Regions from separate parts of the Homo sapiens genome. Here region 1 is linked to region 2. Evidence: read pairs that join two places in POLR2A ChIA-PET (ENCODE). Cell type or tissue: PC-9. All regions are shown on one strand.

Region 1 (5,000 bases), 94 kb before region 2:
GCAGGAGAATTGCTTGAACCCAGGTGGCAGAGGTTGCAGAGAGCTGAGATCACGCCACTGCACTCCAGTCTGGGTGATAGAATAGGACTCCATCTCAAAAAAAGAAAAAAAAATAGCCGGGCATTGTGGTGGGCGCCTGTAATCCCAGCTACTTGGGAGGCTGAGGCAGGAGAATCACTTGAACCTGGGAGGCAGAGGTTGCAGTGAGCCGAGATCATGCCATTGCACTCCAGCCTGGGTGACAAGAGCAAAACTCTGTCTCAAAAAAACAAAAAAAGAAGAAAACAAAGAGGGCTAGGTGCTGTAGCTCATACCTGTACCAGCACTTTGGGAGGCCAAGGCAGGAAAATCACTTGAGTCCAGGAGTTAGACCAGCCTGAGCAACACAGGGAGACCCCATCACTACAAAAGAAAAATGAGCTGGGTGTGGTGGCCCATGCCTGTAGTCCCAGATACTTGGGAGGCTGAGGATCACTTGAACCAGGGAGGTTGAGGTTGCAATGCGCTTTGATGGTGCCAGTGCCCTCCAGCCTGTGCGACAGAGTGAGACCTTGTCTCAAACAACAAAAAAACAACAAACAGGGGCCCAGGCGCAGTGGCTCATGCCTGTAATCCCAGCATTTTGGGAAGCCAAGGCGGGGGGATCACCTGAGGTCAGGATCAGCCTGGCCAACATGGTCAGACCAGCCTGGCCAGGTGAGACCAGCCTGGCCAACATGGCGAAACCCCATCTCTACTAAAAATACAAAAATTAGCCTGTCGTGGTGGCACCTGCCTGTAGTCCCAGCTACTCAGGAGGCTGAGGCACAAAAATCTGGGCTTGAACCCGGGAGGTGGAGGTTGCAGTGAGCCAAGATTGCGCCACTGCATTCCAGCCTGGGCAACAGAGCGAGATTCTGTCTCAAAAAAAAAAAAAAATCAAATCAAACTTTAACACTTTAACAGTTCAACAGGTCTGGGCCAACAATATCATCCTCCCCATAAAATCCTTCTAAATTCTAGGCTGGGCGTGGTGGCTCATGCCTGTAATCCCAGCACTTTGGGAGGTCAAGGTGCTTAAAAAATACTTCTAAATTCTAGTAATCCCAGCTACTCAGGAGGCTGAAGCAGGAGAATTCCTTGAACCCGGGAGATGGAGGTTGCGGTGAGCTGAGATTGCGCCATTGCACTCCAGCCTGGGCAGCCTTAATCACCTGCATGCCTTAAGGAAATCACTAAACCTTCTGAAGCTTTCTGTAAAATGAGGATGCTTAATTACCTCATCTCTAACACTATTAGCAAAATAAACATTAATTTTGAAATTTAATGTTTCTTTTTTTTTTTTTTTTGCGATGGAGTTTCGCTCTTGTTGCCCAGGCTGGAGTGCAATGGTGTGATCTCAGCTCACTGCAACCTCCGCCTCCCGGGTTCAAGTGATTCTCCTGCCTCAGCCTCCTGAGTAGCTGGTATTGCAGGCATGCGCCACCACCTCGGCTAATTTTTTTGTATTTTTAGTAGAGATGGGGTTTCTCCATGTTGATCAGGCTGGTCTCGAACTCTCGACCTCAGGTGATCCGCCTACCTCGGCTTCCCAAAGAGCTGGGATTACAGGCGTGAGCCACCGCGCCTGGCCAATTTAATGTTTCTTATACCACATACACTAATTTCAGACAAAAGCTGTGAAACAATAGAATGGTACTTTCTGTGTCTTATATACTTACTTTATAGATCACTGCACCTCCTAATATACACTATGCATTAATTTTGTCTTACATAACATACATGTTTCCCTATGCATTCCCTCATGTCCCCTGCATCTTGGGGATGAGAGATTATGTCATCATTCCTCAGATGCATTTCCAACCACTACACTATCCTCCTTTGCAGTCCATGCTTTCCTCATCTTACCTTTTATCTCTCCTGATCATTGTTTTGTATTGACTTCCAAGACTTGCCTCTACATTTGTTGCAAACTTCGATAATCTGGCTTTTTTTCAACCCGGCATCTGTCATCTTCTGAGTTGTGTAACTTTATTCATGTGGATGAGCCACCTAAGATTCTGTCCTCAACATTTTTTGGCTTATACCATCCCATTATCTTCACTCTTCTAACAATCTGAAATTCCTTATCGTTCCTTCTAGCTCTTTCATTTCCCCACTCCTAATACTCAAGTTCTTTAAGATTATGGAGCTATATATGTATATACACACATTTTTAAAGACAGAGTCTTGCTCCATCACCCAGGCTGAAGTGCAGTGGCGTGATCAGGGTTCACTGCAGCCTCGAGCTCCCAGGTGTAAGCGATTCTCCTACCTCTGCCTCTGGGGTAGCTGAGACTACAGGCACACACCACCACACCTGGCCATCAATCCCCCTCCTGCTTTTCTTTCCTTTTCTATGATGGAGTCCTCCATGGTCTGTGAAGCTCTACTCACAATTCCTTTCTGAGAAAAGTAGGCTGGGGTGGCCATGCTGTATGTTATATAATTGTTAGGGAAACAGGAGTATCAGAGAGCAAGGTTGACACCATTTTAAAATATACTCCATCTTAAAGCTAGCAAGGCACATTCCTCACCAGTTCATGACCCATGGTCACAAGATGTTTACGGCTAAGAAAGCAGCTTAATAATGCCTGCAAGGACAAACTCCTGCAACCACAGAATGTCCAGATGCCCCGATATCACATAACAATATATGCTTTTAAGATGATTATAGTCATGCTTTGATGTACTTACGCACTAAAATGCCAAGGATAACTATCTTTAAATCAACAAAGTAATAAATGTTGTCATGCTGTCAGCCTACCTGCATGTAGACATAGCTTAGCTTTTACATAGATAAGACCTCTATATAAGAAGAGTTTAAAACAAAGCGGCCGGCGCGGTAGCTCATATCTGTAATCCCAGCAGTTTGGGAGGCTGAGGCGGGCAGATCACCTGAGGTCGGGAGTTTGAGACCAGCCTGACCAACATGGAGAAACTCTGTCTCTATTAAAAATATAAAATTAGCCGGGCATGGTGGCGCATGCCTGTAATCCCAGCTACTCAGGAGGCTGAAGCAGGAGAATTGCTTGAACCCGGGAGGCGGAGGTTACGGTGAGCTGAGATCGCGTCATTGCACTCCAGCCTGGGCAACAGGAGCGAAACTCTGTCTCAAAAACAAAACAAAACAAAACAAAGACAGTGCTCATTCCTCCGCTTGCTTTCTAAGGATGCCCTACTCTGTAACTGAGTAGCTTTCTATAAATTATCTCTTCTTGCTGCACTCTGTGACTTGCCTTGAATTCCTTTCTGCATGAGATCCAAGAACCCCTCTTTTAGGGTCTGGGTTGGGACCTTTTTCCAGCATCATCATTGTGTTACCCTGGTTGTGGCTGATTAGATCAGAAATCTATAAAATAGCAGAAGATAAACATTTATAGGCTAAACATAAGGGAAGACCAGAAGTCTTTAATGTGGTCCATATTGGATGAACCTAACTGACTCAATAAGTCCTCTTTTGGGGGAATTTGGATGCAAGTCACAGAAAAATTAATACAAACAGGGAGAAGTAGTAAGTATGTGCAGAAGAGGAGAGAGAGAAACTAGGCAGTAAGAAGCTGAGTTATGAATATGGGAGAATTCCCGGAAAAAGGAGTAAATGGGCATTTACTTCTGAGAGAGTAGAAGCAAACCAGATGATTAGAGCTGACATTAGGGTGAAATTCTATTCAATAGACTAGAACATCTATTGCATCCTATTCTAGGCATGTTTTCGTTTCTCCCTGATGCCTGTCTGTGGAACAAGTTTCCTGGGCTTCCTGCCTTCTACTTCAGTGCCATTATCTTCTACCTCAGACTTTGTGATAACCTGAACTAAGGGTATCTCTGCTTCTTGCCAACTGAAAGAGACTAATGTCCCATCCAGTAATTGATCAGCTCAATTCTTCTTTTGCCAGCACTGTCAACTCTCTCTCTTCCTTGTCCTTCTATTGCAACTGCCTCATAAACTTCCAATTCCAGATGAATCTATCCCTCAATCTCCTCTGCTACTTCATCTGGGCTACTGAAATTTAGTAGGAAAAGGCTGGGCGCGGTGGCTCACGCCTGTAATCCCAGCACTTTGGGAGGCCAAGGTGAGCGGATCACGAGGTCAGGAGATCAAGACCATCCTGGCTAACACAGTGAAACCCCGTCTCTACTAAAAATACAAAAAGTTAGCCGAGCGCGGTGGTGGGCGTCTGTAGTCCCAGCTACTTGGGAGGCTGAGGCAGTAGAATGGTGTGAACCCGGGAGTCAGAGCTTGCAGTGAGCCAAGATCGCGCCACTGCACTCCAGCCTGGGCGACAGAGCGAGACTCCGTCTCAAAAAAAAACAAGAAAGAAATTTAGTAGGAAAAAAATAACATCGCTTTTTGGATTCATACTACCATAAACATATCTGTTCTCATCTGGATACTCCATGGCAAGCAGCAATTCTTACAACATTTTCCTATTCATTTTTGGTTTCTCATTTCCTGAAAAAGTATTCTAAATATTCGCCACTCTACTCAAGTCCCCTAAGTCTCCCACACACCTCCTTCCAGCAAAACTTTATCTTCTACTTCATAAAGAAAGTAGAGGGCCGGGTGCAGTGGCTCATGCCTGTAGTCTCAGCATTTGGGAAGCCACAGCGGGAAGATCGCTTGAGCCCAGGAAGATCGCTCGAGAGCAGCCTGGCCAACACAGTGAGACCTTGTCTCTACAAAAAATAGCCAGGTGTTGTGGCGCTTGTAGTCCCAGCTACTCCAGAGGCCAAGGTGGGAGAATCACTTGAGCCCCAGGATGTCTTATATCCTGCAACTAGAATCACTACAGTAAGCCCAGATTATGCCACTGCACTTCCACCCGGGTGACAGAGTGAGACCTTCTCAAAAAAAAAAAAAAGAAAAAAGAAAAAAGGAAGTAGAGACCACTAGACTCTAAGTTTTTTTTTATTTTTGGCAGAGTTTTGCTCTGTTACCCAGGCTGGAATGCAGTGGCACGATCTCTGCTCACTGCAAC
Region 2 (5,000 bases):
CTCAAAGATGGTCATCTTAGACTCCTTATGATTCTGTAATTCAGAAATTGTTTTAAAATGTTTAGTACTAGTGCTATGGCTATCATTCTTCATGTTTTTCAAAATTGAAACACTTTTGGATTATACAAGGAAGCACATGATAATTTAAAAAGATTAAGGCAACAGATTTGTGAGAAAAAAGTTACCCATAATTTTGTTTATTCCAATTTAAATACCATAACATTTTGAATGTACAAATAACTGATATACTATTTTGGAACAATGAAGAGGATTTGACAGTGAGAAAAAGTACTAACAAAATGCAGCCAACCAAGGGATTAATATTCACTAATGTGAAAAAAGATCTCACAGATTATTACAAAAAGTAAGCCCAAATATGTATGTGTGCGCTTGCGTGTGTATGTGTGTTGTTGGATATAACCTGTATGTCCAGTAGGGGACATGAATACTACACAAGCATTAAAAAGACAGAGACTAACCTGTATGAACTTCAAAAATGGACAAAACTGTTTGGTAATAGAAAGTGGTAGGGGAGCAATTGAGTGGAAAGGGACACCAGGGAACTATGATGGAATGTTCTTTATATGGTTAGGGTGTTGGTTACATGGATCTATATATTTTTCAAAAACTCATGAGAATATTCACTTAGGGTCTGTGCATTTTACTGTATGTCAGTTATACCTTAGGGTGGGCAAATGAAATGTTTTTAAAAGTGAGATTGAAATAATTTCCAGACAGGCAACTATTTATTTGGATTAGAACTATTTAGGTTAACTTCTCCACCAGTTGAATTTTGGCAAGACTTTGAACCAAGATGAGATTATTAACCAAAATCACGAGAAACTCTCACATAGACTGAATATTTGGAAAGGTTCTAGCCCAACCTAACTCCTAATACAGGGATCATTTTCAACACACCCCTTAAGGTCATTCTGCTTTCTGCTTGAACTGTTTCCAAAGACCAGAAACATCCCAGCCTGATGCATTATTGAGTAATACTTAAGTGTTCAGAACAAGAAGATTATTATCAATCAGTGTAGATCGATACTGGAAGACTTGCCTATTTCGTCAGTCATTCCCACTTACTGAAAGGTTACTTCAGCATTTTCCTGTTTCTGCAGTAAAAATGTTACACAGATTGAAATTTAACTGGCCAAGGATTTACTTTTTGCTGCAGGGTAAGCACTTTCACTCATTTACTAGTGTTTCACAAGTTTACTGGGCTCTTGAGTATCCACTTATTGCCACTTGTAAGACCCTTAGTTTTAGCTTAAGGGAAGTACCACCTGGTGGAGAAAAATCAAATAGCAGGCTTAGAGAAGAAAGTGATGTTTTCTCTTTTTTTACTTTTGTCTTTTTTCCTGCCACATTCAGCATAACTGATGATAAATAGCATGAACGTCAGTCTGTCCACACCCTCTTGTCCCATCCCTCATATGCACGGAAGTGGAAATTTCAGAGACTCACAGCTGAACAGATGGGGCGGAAGGACATGAGACGCTCAATGTGGTAGGCATTACTCCCACTCCAGGCATCCCAGCGAGGGTATTCTCCTCTCTCCAGGATAAACTGTTGCCCACAGAAGCTGGTATGCTCATAACCAATCCAGCTGCCAAAGACATGTAGTGTTTGTTCATGGTGTTCAAAGCCTATATGGCCTTGGGGAGAAGGCATCTTTCGTTTTAGATAAGTCAATAGTGGGGTAAAATATCAAGCCAATCCCAGTAGAGCTGTACAAAGTAATTTGTCACAAGAGTTGAGGAATGAGTTGACAGGTATACTAAGCAGGTTAGTGAATGTAATATTTGTTTGGGGGTTATCACTGAAAAGGTCTATCTACTTCACTGGTCTGAGTGAAGTGTATTAGCAAAGCCAATCTAAAATTATATTTCCTGGCTGGGTGTGGTGTCTCACGCCTGTAGTTCCAACGCTTCAGGAGGCCAAGGCAAGCAGATCGCTTGAGCCCATGAGTTGGAGACCAGCCTGGGAAACATGGCGAAACCCCGTCTACAAAACTCAAAAATTAGCCAGGCGTGGTGACCCACTACTGGCAGTCCCAGCTATTCAGGGGGCTGAGGGTTGAGCCTTGGAGGTGGAGGCTGCAGTGAGCCATGATTGTGCCACTGCACTCCAGCCTGGGCAACAGAGTGACACCTTGCCTCAAAAAAAAAAAAAATTTTTTTTTCTTTTTCTCCAAATCACCTATTCTCTACCTGTTTCAGGATCTAGTGACTGTTGCAAGCTTGTCCAACCTGTTGCCCAAGGGCTGCATGCAGCTCAGGACAGCTTTGAACGCAGCCCAACACAAATTTGTAAACTTCCTCAAAACATTATGAGTTGTTTTTGTTGTTGTTAGGTCATCAGCTATCGTTATGGTATTTTATATGTGGCCCAAGACAATTCTTTCAGTGTGGCCTAGGGAAGCCAAAAAGATTAGACACCCCTGGACTATTGCTTTGGCTCAAGCCAAACCTGTTGGCTTCTTCTTAAGAAAGCACAGGGATGAACAAGCAACTGATGGATTACTAGTCTTTTTTCTTCCTGTGACTTGCGAGTTCTTTCTCCTAGTGCCCCATACCTGTACTTAAAACTTGAAACACTCAGCTCAGTTTTTCACAACTGGGTCTCAGTTAGTGATGACACCTTAAAGTGTTACATCTTTTAAAGGACTGAAGAGCTTAATTTTGGTGGCAAGCAACTTGTGGAAGCCTATCCACATGCAAGGCCAATTCTGCCTAGTCAAGGGTGAGTCTTTTCCTTAGGTATTTTCAGGCTAATGATAAAGGCCTCAACTACTCTGCCAAGAGTCAGAGGACAAAAATGAGAGGGTCTCCCTCACCAAGATTAACCATCAACAAGAAACTGCCTGAAAGATGAATCAGGAGCTAATATGTCTCTGGAGTCGTGGGGTTAAGGTTTTTTTTTTCATAAAGAAATTAGCTAACAGTGTCTGCTCTGGGATATGCAGGAGGAGAGTTAGCCATGAAGAGGCAGCCACTTGACACTTTCTTCTCTACCAATTTTCTGCAGGCAAGAAAAACTCAAGGGTCTTGTGGCTGTTCTGAGGGCACCCTAGGTAGCAGCCTGTGAGCTCCAGAAGCAAAATTTTGATTACTGCCACTGTCCCACCCCATTGTATGTATTTCTTTATCCAGCCCCTGAAATCTAGTACCAAGCCACTAAGAACCTCATGTTCCTTCCTTCTAGCTTTGGCTTACTAAATTATGCATGTAGTGATTTCTTTCGAGGCCTGTCTCCGAGAAATGACTAGAGCCTAGGGGAACATCCTTCTTCCCCTATCCCCACTCTATGGTCCCCTGTCTGAAGGGACCTGAAATAAGGGGCTGCGGTTCTGCGGAAGTCCATACTCACGCGCCACTTTCCACCTTCAGGGACCGGACATTATCAAAACTGCGCTCAGAGACATTTGGACAGGAGCTGGTGAACTCCATCCTCTTGCCCTGAAAGTTCTCCTGATCATAGATGGTTATCTGAAATGAGATTGAATGGCGCAAGAGAGCTAGAACATCAGGAAAAACAGAGGTCCAGGTCAACAGCTTAACTTCAGTCTGACTCTGTGCTTTCTGTTACCAGCTGTAGCCTGGGATGCCTGATGAGGTCTCTTCCAGTGTAGACAGGGCAGGAAGGGGTTTGAATTAATGCCACTGGTTGGTGTTCATTTGCCCAGAGTAGGGATGAGGTGGAGGGAGGATTGGTTTATGATAGAAATGGTCTGCCAGGGATAATATCTAGACCAATGGACAGGCCAAGGACTTATGGGCTCCCATTCCACCACAGTTCCTTCATAAGCATGGCCCAGAGGCCAGGATTCTGGGAGTCCCAGGAGCTCCTTATAGATTCTTAGCTTCTCCAGCCATACCCCCTATAGAAACCTAGAGTGTAAAGGAGAGTTATGGTCAACCCTTTTTGTACATTGAACTAAAACCTGGCTCGTGGACCTGGCCAGAGGACCACTCGCAAAGCTGTGAGCTGGCCTCAGAGTTGACCCAATGAGGAGAGTGGGGAGTGTTGGAGAGAGGCCAGTGAGAGGCCTGAGGATCAGCCACTTCGGCCAATGGTTAAAGCCAACCTCAGGATGGGAGGCTGAGTCCTGTAATTTATTTGGGATCTAGTAGTAAATATCTTTATGGGCCCTCATTTTCTCCATGGACATAACTGTTGCTGGGCTGCTGTATTTTAAGATGACTTTAGTGGGGAGGAGAGAGGAGTTAGGAAACTAGGTATCATCTCCCACCCATCAATGGCATCCACAGTCATCCTTCCTTTGTCCAGTGGGACATCCTGAGAGATCCTTCCTTCGACAGCACTGGAGCTTGTGTGGACCTTTCCCCTACAAACTGGGGTTTTTCTGGTCAGTCACTGCCTTATGGACGAGCACAGGCCTGGGGCCTGCTCTGTGCAGCATGTCACCCCTGCCCTGTTGGATGTGATGGGGGTGGGCTTACCTTCCATGGCCCCAGGGACCCCGGCGTAGGGTTGGTCTGAGCCATCTTGGTGGTTGGAAGGGTTTCTGGAAGACAGAGCACACACGAATGATGTGGCCTCTTGGGAGGAGGGGGAGGTGAGGGAATGCCTTGAAAGGTAAAGGAGACTTGAAGTCTGCAAGACAGACTTTGGTTGAAATTCTGGCTCTGCTGCTCACTAGCTGTGCCTCGGGGTTTGTTGTTGTTGTTGTTGCTATTTTGAGACAGGGTCTTTCTCTGTCATCCAGGCTGGAGTGCAGTGGCACAATCTCACTTCACTGCAACCTCTGCCTCCTGGGCTCAAGTGATCCTTCCGCCTCAGCCTCCCATGTAGCTGGGACTACAGGCATGCACCACTATGTCCAGCTAGTTTTTGTATTTTTAGTAGAGATGGGGGTTTCACCATGTTGGCCAGGCTGGTCCCAAACTCCTGACCTCAAGTGATCCACCGCGCCCAGCCTGAGCCTCAGTTTTTCCATTGGTAAAGCTTCGACATGCAGTTATTGTAAGGATCAG

The links. ChIA-PET counts read pairs that join two places held together with the same protein. Peaks named below come from ENCODE experiments on the same cell type or tissue, not always from the same donor. Only the 100,000 strongest peaks of a DNase experiment are listed, where the experiment ranks them.
Region 1: POLR2A ChIA-PET joins it to region 2 with 7 read pairs; 5 of 35 experiments call an interaction of 5 or more read pairs at or near these places.

Annotation. Positions count from the first base shown.
Region 1 is chr17:29,342,233-29,347,232 of GRCh38, reverse strand. No RefSeq gene overlaps it. Among named protein-coding and RNA genes, the nearest start is that of TAOK1, 46 kb to the left of the region's middle. In PC-9, no CTCF peak of the experiment used is centred here; no DNase peak of the experiment used is centred here.
Region 2 is chr17:29,248,673-29,253,672 of GRCh38, reverse strand. It overlaps CRYBA1 (crystallin beta A1), which reads right to left. Exons shown (of 6, transcript NM_005208.5): 2 at 4,467-4,531; 3 at 3,373-3,491; 4 at 1,468-1,609; 5 at 1-33. Among named protein-coding and RNA genes, the nearest start is that of CRYBA1, 4.3 kb to the right of the region's middle. In PC-9, CTCF peaks have their summits at 1,071 and 1,272 (motif pointing left); a DNase peak (open chromatin) is centred at 2,322.